2 separate regions of the Mus musculus genome follow, and region 2 is linked to region 1. Evidence: chromatin loops called from intact Hi-C (ENCODE). Cell type or tissue: left cerebral cortex. All regions are shown on one strand.

Region 1 (8,000 bases):
TTTTTTTTTTTTTTTTTTTTTTTGAATAGCACGCTCAAAACTGTGGTTAATAGTTACACAAGGCTCAGAGCTACTTGGGTCAAATAAATTTATGAAATGCTTCTTATCTTATTCATCTCTTAGCTAGATGGCACATGGGTATATTAATATTAAGCCTGGCTGAGAAGCCTGTTCAACAACATTTACTCAAGTATTTCTCAAAGACAGGTGGGTACGCCATTGAAAGCACTGTAGTGTAGTGTGTTTATTTGCCTTGTGACAATCTCTTTCTCAGGAACAGGGCTTGGGAAGCACCTTGTCCTAACTTGAAAGGTGACCTGGTTCTATCAGGTCAGGGACACCCAGGTCCCTGAGTTTGTAACGTACCACAGCCATTTAACTCCAAAGCAGTTGTATGTTTTAACAGTTTGTTTGATTCTAATAAATTGCCAAGAAAATTGTCTGGTTAAACAAAGGTCGTATACAGAGGAGGCTAACCAGGGGGAATTGCTTTCTCGGTGGTAATAGTCTCAGCACTAAATGTTCTCTGTTCTCAATTGTCCAGTCTATGAGGGGCAGGGAGCCATACTTTTAGCCAGAACTATTTTAGCCCCAGAAAGCAGATGAGGCACACTAGCCTTCCTTCCCTTCCTTCCCTTCCTCCCTCCCACATGTGTGCATGTGTGCATGTGTGTATGTGTGCATGTGTGTATGTGTGCAACAAGTGGGAGTCAAAAACAAGTTTCTGTGCACCTTCCACTGTTTTGTATGAGGCAGAGTCTCTCATTGACCTGGAACCTCACCGAGTGGGCTAGGCTTGCTCTATGAGGAGTACCAGGGATGCTCTTGTCTCCCCTCCCGTCTTACCATCACTGGAGTTACAAGCATCCACTACACCAGCTTTCTACATGGGTTCTGACGGTGGGACTCAGTCCTCATGCTTGTGAGCCAAGCACTTCGCTGAGTTATAGCTTCCCGCCCACACCCTCTCTTGTTTCTCCATTTAAAATTATCTAGGAATAGCAATTTAAGTTTAAGAGACTAGCTTCCTTTAAGTTTTAATTGAAGGCCACCAAGATTAAAGACAGCAACTGCGATAGACTTGTGTGGTTGGTGTTCAGATGGTAAAAGTCTCAAGACACTGTCAATAACAAAATAAAACATTAGGGCTGAAATAGGGAATCACTGTCACAAGACTGCCAGGCAGCAGGTACAACCAGATTTCCATCAGTGCGAGGGGCCTCCTGGAACCAGCTGACAGCTGACGGCTTTGCAGATGCCAAACATTTTATCAGTGAGGGATTTAGTTATGGCCCTGCGTCTGGCGCCTGGTACCTTGCCAGGCCAGGAGAACATTATCATCAGATGTCCTGAGTCCCAGGCAGTAGCCCTGTGCTAGGGAAGGCGAATGGAGGACTTGTGAGTGTGGTGAGCTGCCAGAGCCACCGCAGAACAAACCTATAGGCAGGAAGAGGGACAACTGGGATCTTGAGTTGATCAAACATGTTATTAACTAATGTGTCTCAATTAAATCATTTTTCTCCAGTGAGTGAATGCTGGACTTTACATTAAATTACTATCTCAGAATGGGTGCTGGTGGTTGGTTCCCTGTTGGAGGAATTCAGTACCTTTTCTCCCAATCCAACTCCTCTCTCCTAGGCCATCCATGTATCTGATGCTGATGCTGAGGGCATTTGCCTTAAGTGTCCTTTCCCATGTTGAGTCTCCATAACTTATCCAATATGCAAAACACCCAGGTGTTCAGAAGTAGCTGGATTATCAAAGTCAGTCTCAGGCTAAGGGTGTGGCAGGGTGGTGGGGGTGGGAATGCCTTTCCACATAAAGTCATTGCTTTCGCCAGCATGCACCTGAGAGAAAATGGTTCAAAGCCTATCCCATCCCAGTGCTTTATCAGAGAACAGTTCCCAGAGCCAAGATGAGCAGCTGATAATGAAAAAAAAGTCCCTAGAGTTGTATAGTGTCTTTTTTATCCCGGTATTAAAAATAATTGCAATAAAAACCCATCTGGTTAAGATGGCAATTCATTTAGGGAAAGGTGGGGAAAGTGGGGTGGAGGGTGGGGAGGATATCATCCTTTTCTCTCCACGTCTCCTCTCAGAGCTATTGTGAAATGACAGTGACTAAAAATCTGGATTCTGGATTGTGCAAATTGAGCCAAATCCTAGGAACATTCTTGGCATGCTTTCTCTGTGCCTTTCTCAGTGATGGTCAGGCGTCTTCGGAAGCTGTGGTGTCAGGGAGTCTGGGAGGCTCTTTACAAGTGGTCCTTTGGGCTGTGGGAACTCTGGGAGGAGAGCTCCGTAGGTGCGGAAGGTGCTAGAACCACACAGGAAACTCACCGTTCTTCCTGGGCCAGCAGCACACCCACGGCACACACCCCTCCCTGACTTAACTCAGCCCACAAACTCCTGGGAAGAGAGCCAGGCCCAGCCTAGCTTCTGAGGAGTGGACTCAGTCCTTCCTTCTGTGCGCCAAGGGAAGCAAGGCCAGAGGCTGGTACAGGTTAATGCCAGAAATGACAGCGGTAGTGGACCCCCGCCACATCTCTGAAGACTGCAAAGGTTTGAGTGTCATTTTGTGAACTTGGCGTCTGTGTCTAGCGGGGGACTGTCTTTAGTGAAAAGGAGGGACAGAAGGCTCTTTCTGTCAGTAAAGCCATGGTATGCTTATTTTTTTTTTTATGTTAACATAGAAATCTATGTATTCCAGAAACACATACTTACATAAAGTGCCTATCCCACATGTCAGCATATCTGTAAGTAGTAATAAACTGGGATGTTAGACTAGTCAGGGCTGTTCTGTACGGAAGCACAGGAGGTGGGCAGGCCAACCCGTTGGGTACTTTAAGGGCATCTTCAGTGATGGTGGCCAAACACTTGTGATTGTGTTTCTGAGAGCTTTGTTTCCGTTTGGATGCTGTCCCGGGGATACTTTCTCTGCAGTCTTGTTTTAGGGGGACTTCCTTCCTCAGTGGGGCTGGGTTACCTTGGTTTCTGGAGTGCAGGCAGTAAGTAAGGGATGCCGCAGAAGGCAGATGGGCTCTGTGCCTTCCCCTTCAATGCTGGCTCTCTGAGTTGCAGCACCTCAGATCAGCTCCGCCTGGCTCAGCTTTGTCATCATCCTGGGCACTTGGAGGACTGGGGCACCCGGTCTGCTTCACATGAGGGCACTTGTCAGGAGGCATGACGGCATTCAGGGCTGGCACACGGTAGATGATGAATAATTCATCTGTCTTCTCCTGCTTGCAACTTTTTCCAGTAAAAGTAATTCTCAGAGCTCGGGCCTTCACAACCTGGAAATATGATCCTGCATTGGCTATTGATCTACCTTAGACAGTAACCGGAAGATAAATGTTGACAAACAAAGGAATAGTAAGTTTTAAAGTTGACAGTAGCCCTAGCTGGGCGGGGCGGTAAGCCAGAGTCAGTCTCAGTGTTTCCCTCCCCTGCCCCACCGGCACTGAAGGATAGGATGACAGGAATTTTACAGAAGATTCTTAGGTACCCTCTTGACCTCCTTGAGGGCTGAAACTAAAAGTTAATAAAAATGCTATATATGGCATAATCATTAAGATGTATTAATGTGTTTTCTGGTTAAGAAAAAAACTACAATTTATGATTTTCCTAACTGAAAGAGGTCATAGCGATAAAATTACAGTGTCTCAGGGTCTTTATACATCTATTTGAATACATTCATGATATGATATATAAGATATGATAATGCAGATATGTTATTTTGAAGTAAGTTCAAGGTCTTTTTTTTTAATTGTTTGTACTACACAAAGAATGCATTTTCATCTTGTTTTCCAGGAACATTAGGGTAAATTACAGAAAAAGTCTTACATGACAGAAGAGATTAAGAGATTCTAAGCCAGTAGAATAAAGCTGTAAGTGGGTGCTATTTCTAGAGGCTAAGCCCGGAAAGAAAATCTTTTTTTTCCCCTTAGCTTTAATTGACTCCCTTTCTGTTCCACGGCATATTTTGAAGGTATCTGGCGTCCCCGCTTGCTGCCAGCTGGAATCTGAAGAAAGTATCTCTAGAACTCACTCAGCTAACTTGAATCTCAGTCATAATTAGATTGGAATTTGGCAAATTCTTTCAAGACTTAAAATCAGACACACTTCATGTTTGGAACAAGAAAGGGTCTCATTGCTCTGTATTTAAAAAAAAAAAATACAGTGCTCGATTCAGGGCGCATTGGCAATACATTTGCTATTGTTTTGAGTCTTTCTAACCTGTCCAGGCTTGCCTTAAATTTGCTTTGTAGCCCACACTGGCCTTGAACTCTTGGCTGTCGGCTGCATCTGCCTCCTGAGTGCTGGGATCACAGCATGTATTACTATACCGGGCCATAGCAATATATTTTTTGCTGAAGTTGGTATTTTTATAAAGGGATACATTGAATGGACGGGAGTCTGACCATAATTAAACATTATTTCTAGTCTCATTAGTTGGTTCCTGGATGTTTTCAGACAAACCTGGTTATCTATCCCCTTCCCTTCTAGAGTAGATTCCCCCGTCCCTTCTCCTAGGTAGAGGCAAGATTTTGATGCAGTCATTTGTTCTCCTCAGATATAAAAGAAATGCATGAGCTAGCATTTGCATATGATTAATAGTAATTTAGGCGTCTGAGATATGCAGCCCTCTATTTTATATTTAAATATGACTGCTGACACCTAGGTCTCCGTCATTTGCATACACACTTTAAAGGCGGCGATGAAAGCTAGGATAATCATCAGAAGACTGTGTCTAACAAGCCTTCCCGCTATGTCACTCATTCCCTCCCACAAAGCGGAAGAGCGTGTCTGTATGCCTCTTGGGTTTCCTGGGAGAAGATGGAGATTGGTTAGATGATGGGTTCTCGCGCTTAAAGAGGCATTCGCAGCTCCTTCGGCAAATGAGCTCTTCCAACATCCACAAATGTGGGCCAATCAGAGCGTGACATTGCCAGGAACGTGCGGGAGGAGTGAGGACCAATAGCAGCCAGGAGCGTAGGGCTCCCAGGTCCCAGAAAACAGCAATGGCAGGGCGTTGAGAACTTCTCCCCAAGTCTCACCTCCCCCACCGTGACAGCCACTCTCTTCTCTGGCTTATGACTACACCAAGCTGCCTCAAATCTGATGGACAGTATGAGCCTAGCATTTCCTTTTCTTACAGCGCCGTTCAGGGACTGCATGCTGACTTGATAGAAGCAATCTTCTAGGAGTTGTGGGACGCATGGTCTTGGTCAGCATGGTAGCGGAGTGACAAGCACCTCTTTATTGACTATTTCAAAGTGGCTTAAGGGGTCAGCCTCTGTTTTCATATAAAAGATTATGCTGCCTACGTGACTGTGCAAGTACACTATTAATTCACACAGGTCTCTCCCTTTCAAGGTTCTTGGCTTCACCCGTGAGTTTATTGTTTTTAACTTTCGAGTTACTCTCACCATGATAGTCTCTACTTGGTAGCATCAACACTGGCTTCTCCCCATGTGTCATCTAGTCCTCCCTTGATTGTTTATGAGCATTCTGTCTGTGGCATTTAACTCACCAAGTGCCTCTCCATGGGTGGCAGGTGGTGTGCCAGGTGTCATTCAGAAAGGTGACTCTCTGTCTTTATGATCTCAGAAGACCCACTTATGTGCCAAAGTTGTGCCTGGCAGTCATCCAACAGGAGGCAGTTATCCCCTGGTGGGGGCGGGAAGGACAGAAGGATTGACACAAGGCTTGAAGGGCATGCCATCATCCACAACATGTAGGGTGGTCACTAGAGATGCTGGAGGGCTTTTCTGGTATTCCAGTGGCCCTGTTGGTTACCAGGGCCAGGTCTGACTGTGAGCCTCCCTGACCTCACAACAGCCTCTTGTCCTCGGGAGCCACCACTGCCTCTTCACACAGGGTCACAGAGGCTGAAGACTTACTCTCTCCTTGTTAATGGGACAGCTCTTTGATGAACTTCAAAGTTATTTTTTTTCTGATATAAATGTACACTATAGAGTTAAAGCAGAAGAGAACAGATCGTTGGACAGAGGGCCATGGTTAAGTCCTTGGCCTCCAGAGGCAGAGAGTTGGGTCAAATCATAGCTCTGACACCTCTTTTCGTGTAACCTTGGGTGAGCTTCTTAACTCCAACAGCATTTTTATTTTTTGGTGGTGTGTATATGTGCTGCATGCATATATAGATATGGGCATGTCTGTGAACATGAGTTAGAGGTCATGGGTCACACTGGGTGTTTTCCTTGATTGCTTTTTTACCTGGCTTGTTTGGAACGGTGTGCTCGCAGAACCTGGAGCTCACTGACTGGCTAGGCTGACTGCTCAGTGGACTCCAGGGTTCCATCTGTCTTTGCCTCCAACTCCCAGAGCTGAGGTTGCCAATGCCTGCCTCAGCACCCAGCTTTACTTCCTCCTCTTCTTCTTCTTCTTCTTCTTCTTCTTCTTCTTCTTCTTCTTCTTCTTCTTCTTCTTCTTCTTCTTCTTCTTCTTCTCTTCCTCTCCTCCTCCTCCTCTTCTCCTCCTCCTCCTCCTCCTCCTTCTTCTTCTTTTTGTTTTTTGTTTTTGTTTTTCAAGACCGGGTTTCTCTGTAGCCTTGGCTGTCCTGGAACTCACTTTGTAGACCAGGCTGGCCTCGAACTCAGAAATCCACCTGCCTCTGCCTCCCAAGTGCTGGGATTAAAGGCGTGCACCACCATGCCTGGCCCAGCTTTGCTTCTTAATGTGGATTAGAACATGGATCTTCACGCTTACATGGCAAACATTTTACTGACGAGCCATCTCCCTGGTGACATTTCCTAATTTTTCCTTCTCTGGGAGGATGGGATGGGTGTTGTCTTAGTCAGCATTTCTATCGCTGTGACAAAATGCCACAGACAACATCAGCTTAGGGAGGAAGGGTTCTATCTCAGCTTATAGACATCATCATCCAGGGAAGTCAGGGTAGGAGCTCAAGGCAGGAGCCTGGAGGCAGGAGATGATGTGGGCTACGGAGGAGTGCTGCTTTACTGGCTTGCTCCCCATGGCTTGCTCAGCCTCCTTATACCATTTTGGATGCTTCCTTTATACCATTTTGGACTACCTGCCCAGGAGTGGCACTGCCCTCTCCCCACCCCCATGAGCTGGGCCCTCCACCAATCAATTATCAATCAAGAGAGTGAGTGCACCATGGGCCAGTCTGTGCTGGCATTTTCTCAGCTGAGGTTCCCTCTTCCCAGATGATTTGGATCAAGTCTACAAAAAAGAAACCTAACCAGTACAGGGTTGAAGGCTGTCCCATGTAGCCCAGGTTAACCCTGAACCTCCTAAGTCACTGAGGATAACCTTGGACTTCAAATTCTCTTCCTCCCTCCACTTCCAATGGGTTGGGAATACAGCCATGCGGTACCACACCCAGCCTGAGCTTTTAATTCCTGCAAATCAAAATTCCTATATCTGTAAAATAGGGGTAACACAACTACCTGTTTTATAGGAGTGAGTGTGAAAGTTAAATGAGAACATCTATAAAACTCACGCCCCACCCAGGATAATGAACAGGTTTCACAGTTTGAAATTACAGTTCTATCTGGACATTCCTTCCAATTAATAATATTGTTGGCTAATCCTTTGGAATCCTGCATGGTTTGGGTTATTTCTACTTTTAGGAGGGTCTGTTTATATTTTCATAGATTCTAGTTTGGATAGTTTCTACTTCCAGGTATTATTTGTTTAATATGAACTGTATAAGGAAAGACTTTGATTGTAAAAACATAATGTGTGAGAGGCTAAAACTGCCCTTGACAGACATCCAAACCCAAGGGGTAACTCCGGCCCCCGCCCGGCTTTATTTATGTTTTATGTCACCACAGCCATGCATAGTTTTACATTTACAAATCAAATAGCAGCTTCTATAAGCTGGGACACCAGGTTGTAGACCAGGTTGGCCTCTGCCTCCTGTGCTGGGATTAAAGGTGAGCGCCTGGCAGGAGTGATGTTTCTTAATGAGGCTTTGTGCTTTGTCCTTATTCTTCAAGGTTGAATGAGTTG
Region 2 (8,000 bases), 76 kb after region 1:
ATGATAAAGAGTAGAACTGGGATGGAAACTGAAGCAGGAGCAGGTGAGTGAGAGGCACATTCTCTCAGTCTCGGTCTATCGAGAGCTTAGGGGTCCGTGGATGTGGCTAAGGAGGAGACAAGAGATACCCGTAAGGCATACGCCATAACCCTCCAGCACCAGAAAGATGTGTGTCAGTGTGGGCAGGAGGCAGCTGCCTTGTTAAAGGCAGTAAGCATAGAAGACAGAGGTGGGGCCAAGGTTGATAAAGGCATCCATTTTGACATAGAGTTTCTAATAGGAATGAAGGAAGCCATAATGTTGTTCTTATCTTTTACAAAACAGTGTCTTGGGGCCTGTAAGGCAGCCCAATGTGTAAGGGCACTTGTCCTGAAGCATGAGAACCTGAGTTAGATTCTCAGGACTCTCGTGGTAGAAGGAGAGAACCAACTCCTGAAAGATGTACTCTGATCTCCACAAAACACACACACACATACACATAGACACAGACACACAGACACACACAGATACACAGATGCACACACAGACACAGACATACACATACAGACACATACAGATGCACATATGGACATACACACAGACACATACAGACATACACACATGGACACACACACAGAGACACACATACATGGACACACATATAGAGACATACACAGACATACATGGACACACACAGATATACACAGACAGAAACATCCACATACACAGACACACACAGACACAAAGACACACAGAAGGACACAAAGACACACACAGAGAGACACACACACACATATACACTAAATAAGTGCAATAAAAATTAAGAATTAAAAGATGGCACTCTTAAGTAGCTTTCTTTTTTTTTCCCAGAAGGAACAGAGCTAGTTTTCCATGTTATTTTTAGTTATGTCTTTTGAGATTTCTGAACACTGATTGTCTGTGGAAGATGTCAGATCGTAAGAGTGCTTCTCCCGGGGTAGTATTGGCAGACATCCTCCCATAGAACTGCATTTCAGTAAGCAGTTGCCACTTGACTATGTGTTGGAGGGTGTGAAAAATGATATTTTTGATAGCTTTAAAATAATCTTCTGCTCCTTTTCTCTACAATGTCCAATCTATCAGAAGAGTCTGTTTCATCAAACATTCCTTCTGAGAGGCTGGAAAGGTGGCTCAGTGAATAGGAATGCTTGCTCCATCAACGTGAGGGCCTGAGTTCAGATCCTACCACCCACAGGAAACACTAGACGTGGCCGTGTGCAGTTGTAGCTGTGGAGGCTGTCTGGGCTAGAGCATCCTCAGGGGTAGCAGAGGCAGTGGGGTGCAGGGTGGGCTACGTGCTGGGGAAGGACCAGAGCATTAGATGCCGAGCAGAGCCAGAGTGTCACTGAGGAGCTCAGTGGGAGATGGGATAGACTCTGAGAACCACTTCTCCTTGCCGGTACAGATGACATGAATCTGTGTCTGTAGGATCTGTTCATGGACATGCATGGGACTTTCTCTGCAGCTTCCTCTTGGCGCATGGGATTTTAAAGGAGGCAGCTCATTCTGGGGGCCAGGAAAGGGGAAGGGACAGGGGAGAGAGACCTTATGACATCTACCTACTACCCAAAATCCAAAAGTGTGAGATTTAACTCCTGGTCATTTTAAGCATAGATAGCTTCTCCTTCTCCCCATCATCCCTCCCCTCTTCCTTCTCCTCCTCCCCTTTCTCCCTCTCCCTCTTCTTCTCCCCTCCCTTCCCCCTCCCCACTACCTCTCCCCTTCTCTTCCCCTCCCCCTCCTCCCCTCCCCCTTTTTCCCTCTCCCTCTCCCCATCACCCTTCCCTACCCACCTCCCCCTTCCTCTCCCTCCTCCACCCTCCCCCTTTCTTCCTTTTTCTCCTCTCCTCCCCTTCCCTCTCTCCCTCTCTTTCTCCTCTCCTTCCCTCTCTCCCTCTCTATCTCCCCTCTCCCTTCCTCTCTCCCTTCCTCCTTCAGTCCCTTCCCTTTAGTGTTTGGTATCATAACAAAGGGCTGCTTTGAAGCAAGCACCCTGCAGTTGAGCGTATTCCCACTTCATCCATTATACTTCCTGTGCTCATTTTTAACCTTAAAGCCCTGTGTTCAGGTAATCGATCTATGCAATGGTAAAAGATTTTCATACTTGTTTTTATATTCTGGGTGACATCCTTGTTTCTTGAGCTGCTTGTAATCAATTTTATTTGTATATGAAATTCTGCAACCAATTCAAAAATACTATGTTGTCAATGCTTTTATTAGTAAACAGAGGTTCCAAGAGCTTCCTTTCTAACAAGACTCTTACCATATATTCAAACTCTGAATTAACTCGAATCCCCCAAAAGCATTGCTCTGGGACCCATTTTCGACCTGGTTGACCTTGTAAGTATCATCTCACCCAGAAGTGATCATTGATTTCGATGTGCATTTAGAAGTCAATGAGGAGCGATTACAGTCCATTTTTGAGGCTTACCGTTTGAGTCCAAGCGTTTTTTTCGCAGAAGTTATTTCTGGCAGAAGCTGCCCCCGCACGTCATTGTTGGTGAGTGCTGTTCAGCTATTTTGAGCTCTGAGCTACAGCAGTAGCCCTTGTGAGCTACCTTTTGTGGTTGCTTCAAGCTCGCCGCTCTGCATTTCAGTCCAGAAATGGATTGAGTCAGTCTGACACCGATTGAACTCTGAGTGCTTAGGAAGACTGAAGGCCACCGTTACCATCGTGATAAAAATCTGTGAGGAAAAGAAGAAGAGAGAAAAGTTTAAAAGAAATCACGGGGGAGGGGGATGGGAAGATGTCCCTGAGACTAAGAGCTTGCTTGTAGGAGGAGCACAAGGGTCTAAGTTTGAACCCTCAGCACCTACGCGACCCTGCACACCTGTGACCCCAGCACCAGGGGCGCAGAGACAGGAGCATCGTAGAGGGTGCCAACTGCCAGCCTAGTTAAAGGCTCGGCAAGAGACCCTGCCTTGAAAGAGTAAGACGGAGAGCCACGGGGCAAGACACCGATGTCCTCTGGTCTCTGACATATGTGCTCATGTGTACACGCTGTGGGCATGTGCACCCCATAGTCACACACACATTTGGTATTCACAATGATAATCCAAGAGTTGTGTGTGCATGTGTGTGTACAGAGGGTGGGGAAGTGTCCTGTTCCCTGGCTCCGTCACATCTGAGTCTCCACCTCAGAACAGTCATGCATGGCGCCAGGAAGCACAGCATCAGAACAGGCTCTGACCTTGATGTGGGGAAAGTCGCGTCTCCAGAGCACAAAGCCTGCTTGCTCATAAAGGAAAGGGGGCAGCCCTGGCTGCACACCCCTGCTCCATGCAGACAAGCTTGTAAAGGGAAGAGTAACCCAGGCCGGATGCCCTGCTCCAGGTGGAAAAGCTCAGAAAGGCCCCTCATGCCTGTGGGTTCTTTTTTCTGCAGTACTGGGTATTGGTCCTAAGGCCTCACCTATCCTAGACAAGGGTTCTACCACTGAACTGGTTCCTCAGATCTTGCATCCTGTGACAGGCAGACTGCCAGCAGGGTACCAGACAGCCAGTGCCTTCCCCAGGAAGTAAAGAGAGGAGCTGCCAAAGGCTGCTGGTCCCCCATCATGTTTCCTGGGTCTTCTCTTACTGCTGAGAACTGACCAGAGCCGCTTGGAATCCACAGCCTGAGAAGGGATGGTCCCTAGCTGCAGATGGAGAAAGGGTCTCCACCTGATAGCCCTGGACCCCCCCTTGAGGCAGGTGTAAGTCTGACCCTTTGAGCATCGCCTGCCCGGCAGGTGGACCATCTCAGGGATGGATTTGTTGGGGCATCGAAAGGACCTGCTGCATTGCGAAGGCCTAAGATGCTTCCGCAGCCCAGCTCCCGCCACTGAAGCTAGGCTCTGCTCTCCCCACCCCCTCCTTGATCCAACGCCTCCACACTCTGTTCCCCTCCTGTTCCATGGTATTTTTATAGCCCAAGCAGCGCTTGTTCAGTTGTTATTTTAAGACTTAAGCTTTTTTAAAAATGTACTTGTTACTAATTTCACAACTTTTGTATAAAAATTTCTTGGATGTCCCCCACTTAACCAGTAGATTTTACTCGGTGGTTTGTAGAGTGGACTCGAGAGCGTATCATAACAAGGTGCAGGGCTGTGTGTAGCCAGACCTCAGTGATGGGAAGCAAGGCAGGAATCAGCAGGACTCGGGGTGAAGAATGCTTTAATAATTGATCCTGAGAAGGAAGGCAGTGAGCATCTGCGCTAGCAGCCTGGGATTTTAATGAGCAAAATCTGTGATTTTCCTAGGAAATATGTTAAAGTTAGGAAAATGTGCATATTTCCATTTGAATTCAACCTTGACGTGTATTTATTTTATGATCATGTAGATGTAAGACATTTTTGCTTCGCGCTATCATTGAAAGGTACTAAAGCTCCTTTAAAAACAAAATACTTAGGGGGCTGGAGAGATGGCTCAGAGGTTAAGAGCACGGACTCCTCTTCCAGGGGTCCTAAGTTCAATTCTTAGGAACCACATGGTGGCTCATAACCATCTATAGTGGGATCTGGTGTCCTCTTCTGACTCTATCATGGGATCTGGTGCCCTCTTCTGACTCTATCATGGGATCTGGTGCCCTCTTCTGACTCTATCATGGGATCTGGTGCCCTCTTCTGGCATGCAGGTATACATGCAGGCAGAACTCTATACATAATAAATAAATCTTTAAAACAAAACAAAGTTTTTTTTTTGTTTTTTTGTTTTTTTGTTTTTTTTAATTAAGGTCTGATGAGATGAATCAGCGGTGAAAGGCACCTGCGGTTTGAGCTTCTCGTATCTGGTGGAAGGAGAGAATCAGCTCTCCCAAGCCGCCGACCACTATGCTGTGGTGTGTGCATACAGACGCACATAAAATAAATACATCTATATTAATGGGGTTGGAGGATGGCCCAACAGTTAAGAGCATTTGATGCTCATCCAGAGGATCCCTGTTCATGTCAGCATGAGGTTCACAAGTGCCTGTGACTCCAGACCCAGAGGACCAGATTCCCTATTCTGGCCTCTGTGTGTACCCATACACTTTGGCATGTGCATGAGCATGCAAACACACACACACACACATTTGGCACGCATGCACACACATGCTTATGCACACAAAAAGATTTTTAAATAATAAAGTAATTAGAATATTTTGACATTCTTCTGGAATTTGTTTAATATTCACCTTCAGATACATTGGGTAAACAGAGCTGAGTCAGAGTCGGAGTGTAGTGTCTATGACTGTCCTACAAACACGAGACAAGTGTGTCAAGGACATGTACTGTTCATGAGGGAGGGGTCCTGGGGCATGGTGATGCTGTTTGCAGAAAAACTGAAGGCATAGGTCTATAGGCCTTCCAAAGAGACTGTCAAAGATGGCTGGCTGCAGGGCAGGGACAGATGAGCAGGCTGCAGCAGGGTAATAAGCCAAGTGTTAGTTGTCTTAATGGCCCCTGAATGGATCAGGTCCCAGAATTCAAAGTCTGGGCCTTCAGTCAATGGTAAGAACTTGTCAAGCCACATCCGGTTCCTGGGTAATGAGCTGCTACCTCAAGCCCCAGGTTGACTGAGAGAATGTGATTTCTTCCTTCTTCTTTATGATTAAGTTTTGGATAATTTTTTTAAAAGATCCATTTATTTCTACTTTATGTGTATGAGTATTTGCTTGTGTGTGTGTATATGCACCACATGGTTGCAGCACCTAGGGACACCAGAAGAAGGCATCCGATCCCCTGGAATGGGGGTTACAGGTGATGTGAGTCCTCGAGTAGAGACCAGGAGCAGAACCTGGAGCCTTTGAAGGAGCAATAAGTGCTTTAGTCACGGAGCCATCTCTTCATTCTTGACCCCAGCTTCTTCTAATTTTTTAATTATTTTATTTGATTACTTATATGCAGGTGTTTTGCTTGCAGAATCCAGAGAGCGTATTGGATCTCCTGGAACTGTAGTTACAGATGCTTGTGGGGTACCCTGTGGGTGCTGGGAATGGAACTTGGGTCCTGTAGTGGGGAAGCCAGTGCTCTTAATAGCTAAGCCATCTCTATAGCTGCCCCACCCCAATCTCTTAATATGTTATTATCACTACAGGTGAGCTTCCAATGGCATGTGGGTATTTTGAGCAATTGGGTTCACTGAGCTAGAAGACAGAAGTGGGGTGTCCAAAGAACTGGAGGGATTCAGGGAAAGGAGGTTTTGCTTCATGGGCACTGAGTTTCAGCTTTTTAAGAAGACAGTAGTCCTGTGGATAGATGATGTGTGGAAACCACAAGCTTGTGAACACACATGAGCAACTGTCCACCTGAAAATTACTAACATGGTGAGTCAAGCATTTTAGGTATGACATGGTGAATCAAGCATTCTAGGTATAACATGGTGAATCAAGCATTCTAGGTATGACATGGTGAATCAAGTGTTCTAGGTATGTTCTCACCACTAAAAGGAGTGTTTCTAATGAGCTGACCGACAGGCATTTGAAAGTTGATTGTGCCTACCTTCCCAAGAGAGCCAACTTTGTAGCTCTGTTTTGTGAGCTCACTCTTGTTGTTTGTAGAGGTCTCTAAAAATTGACTCCTTAAGGTTCTTGACTCTGTAATCTTTGTTCTTGATTAATGGTAAATCACCCACGATGCTTGATCTAACCCACTGCAGTACCAGCTCCACTTAATGTTAAATCACCCACAATGATTGTCTAACCCACCGCAGTACCAGCTCCTTTCTAATGGGAACTCAGACTGTCCCAAGTGAATTCTTTTCCTGACAATACAAACACTGTTTTAATAAAATTGCTTCCAGGCAGAAGGGCAATGTTGACACTTGGTTTGAGAAATCATGACAAGAAGGCCCACGGAGGAGCGGATCCTGAGGGTGTTCATGGGGAGCTAGCCTGGGCTTTGGGGTTGCTTGAAAATGTGGGTGTCAGATGAGAAAGTGGATACAGCTAGAGGTTTACTAACACAGGGAACAGACTCATCTCTCAGAAGCCTTTTAGGGGTAGTGGTACCACAGAGCTAAAAGGATAGAGCCACTGGAAGAGTCCGAGTTTGAGGCCGGCACTCTGTTCCCTGCTCAGTTACAACCACAGTATAAAGCTTGCAAGACACACACTATAGACAGAGATCACTCACTGATAATCCTTTGCTCAAGGATAGAAGTTGATAGGTGAGGTCTGTTCCCAGGAAGGCCTTATATTATATAGGGAAGGAAATGGTGTCTGTGGGAGTTCCCTATGTTTAGGGTTCTGAAGGAGGAGCCTCCAATTACGTCTTACATCACCATATTACATCACCATCACTGCCATTCTGGTCTTAGGTGACGTCATGATGTTTGAAGTAGCACCTAGGTCCAGCTGCAAGGAGTTTTTTCCTCTCATTCATCGCCTGGTGCGTGTGCCACAGATTCCTGTCCAGTTAAACATTGTTTATCTTAGTATCTAAGCCGCCATACATAAAACTATAGTTGTCGGATAACGTGGCTTGGCTTTGAATTTCTGAGAAAAGCCAAATCGGATCACAACACAGCACAGTTTGTCACCTCTCAACTGCGTTGCCAAATCATGTCGTAGGGCTATGCTAGGTTCGTGAAATTACGGTTTAATTAAAGAGAGCAAGTGTGAATCCCACAAAACCACTTTTGGACAAAGAAGCCCCACACAGAGGCACCCAAGAGAGGAAGCAGCAAGCAGAAAGGACTTCTAGAGGGTTTTGCCTTCCCTTTGAAGGGATCCTGTGGTCTGCATTAGCATGAAGCTCACCTTGGTCTTGTCATGGGGAAATCTGTGCTTTTTAGTCCCAGTCCTGGTGACTGGATGAGCGTTAAGGGGATGGTGGGTCTAAGTCCACCGTTTGCCCCTTCTCAGAGCTACGAGAAGTAAGTTTGAAGGAATCAATGAGTCATGCAAACTGGTGACGACTCCGGGAGTGGAACTGGTGGGAACTTGCCAAGTGTGAGGCAGGATTCTGCTTAATTACACTGTACGGTTCTATGTATTATATTAGACTCTGAGATTAATAGAC

The links. A loop is a pair of places that touch in the nucleus more often than their neighbours do. Peaks named below come from ENCODE experiments on the same cell type or tissue, not always from the same donor. Only the 100,000 strongest peaks of a DNase experiment are listed, where the experiment ranks them.
Region 2: a loop joins it to region 1, with 4 times the contacts of the local background. A loop is called at or near these places in 6 of 42 quality-filtered maps.

Annotation. Positions count from the first base shown.
Region 1 is chr19:57,233,738-57,241,737 of GRCm38, reverse strand. It overlaps a transcript of Ablim1 not described here. Among named protein-coding and RNA genes, the nearest start is that of Ablim1, 22 kb to the right of the region's middle. In left cerebral cortex, no CTCF peak of the experiment used is centred here; DNase peaks (open chromatin) are centred at 3,061, 3,991, 4,256, 4,930 and 3 more places; H3K4me3 peaks cover 2,619 bases; H3K27ac peaks cover 3,167 bases.
Region 2 is chr19:57,158,054-57,166,053 of GRCm38, reverse strand. All of the region lies in intron 2 of Ablim1 (actin-binding LIM protein 1), which reads left to right. Among named protein-coding and RNA genes, the nearest start is that of Ablim1, 54 kb to the left of the region's middle. In left cerebral cortex, a CTCF peak has its summit at 4,619 (motif pointing left); DNase peaks (open chromatin) are centred at 3,586, 3,920, 4,561, 7,817 and 3 more places; H3K27ac peaks cover 3,235 bases.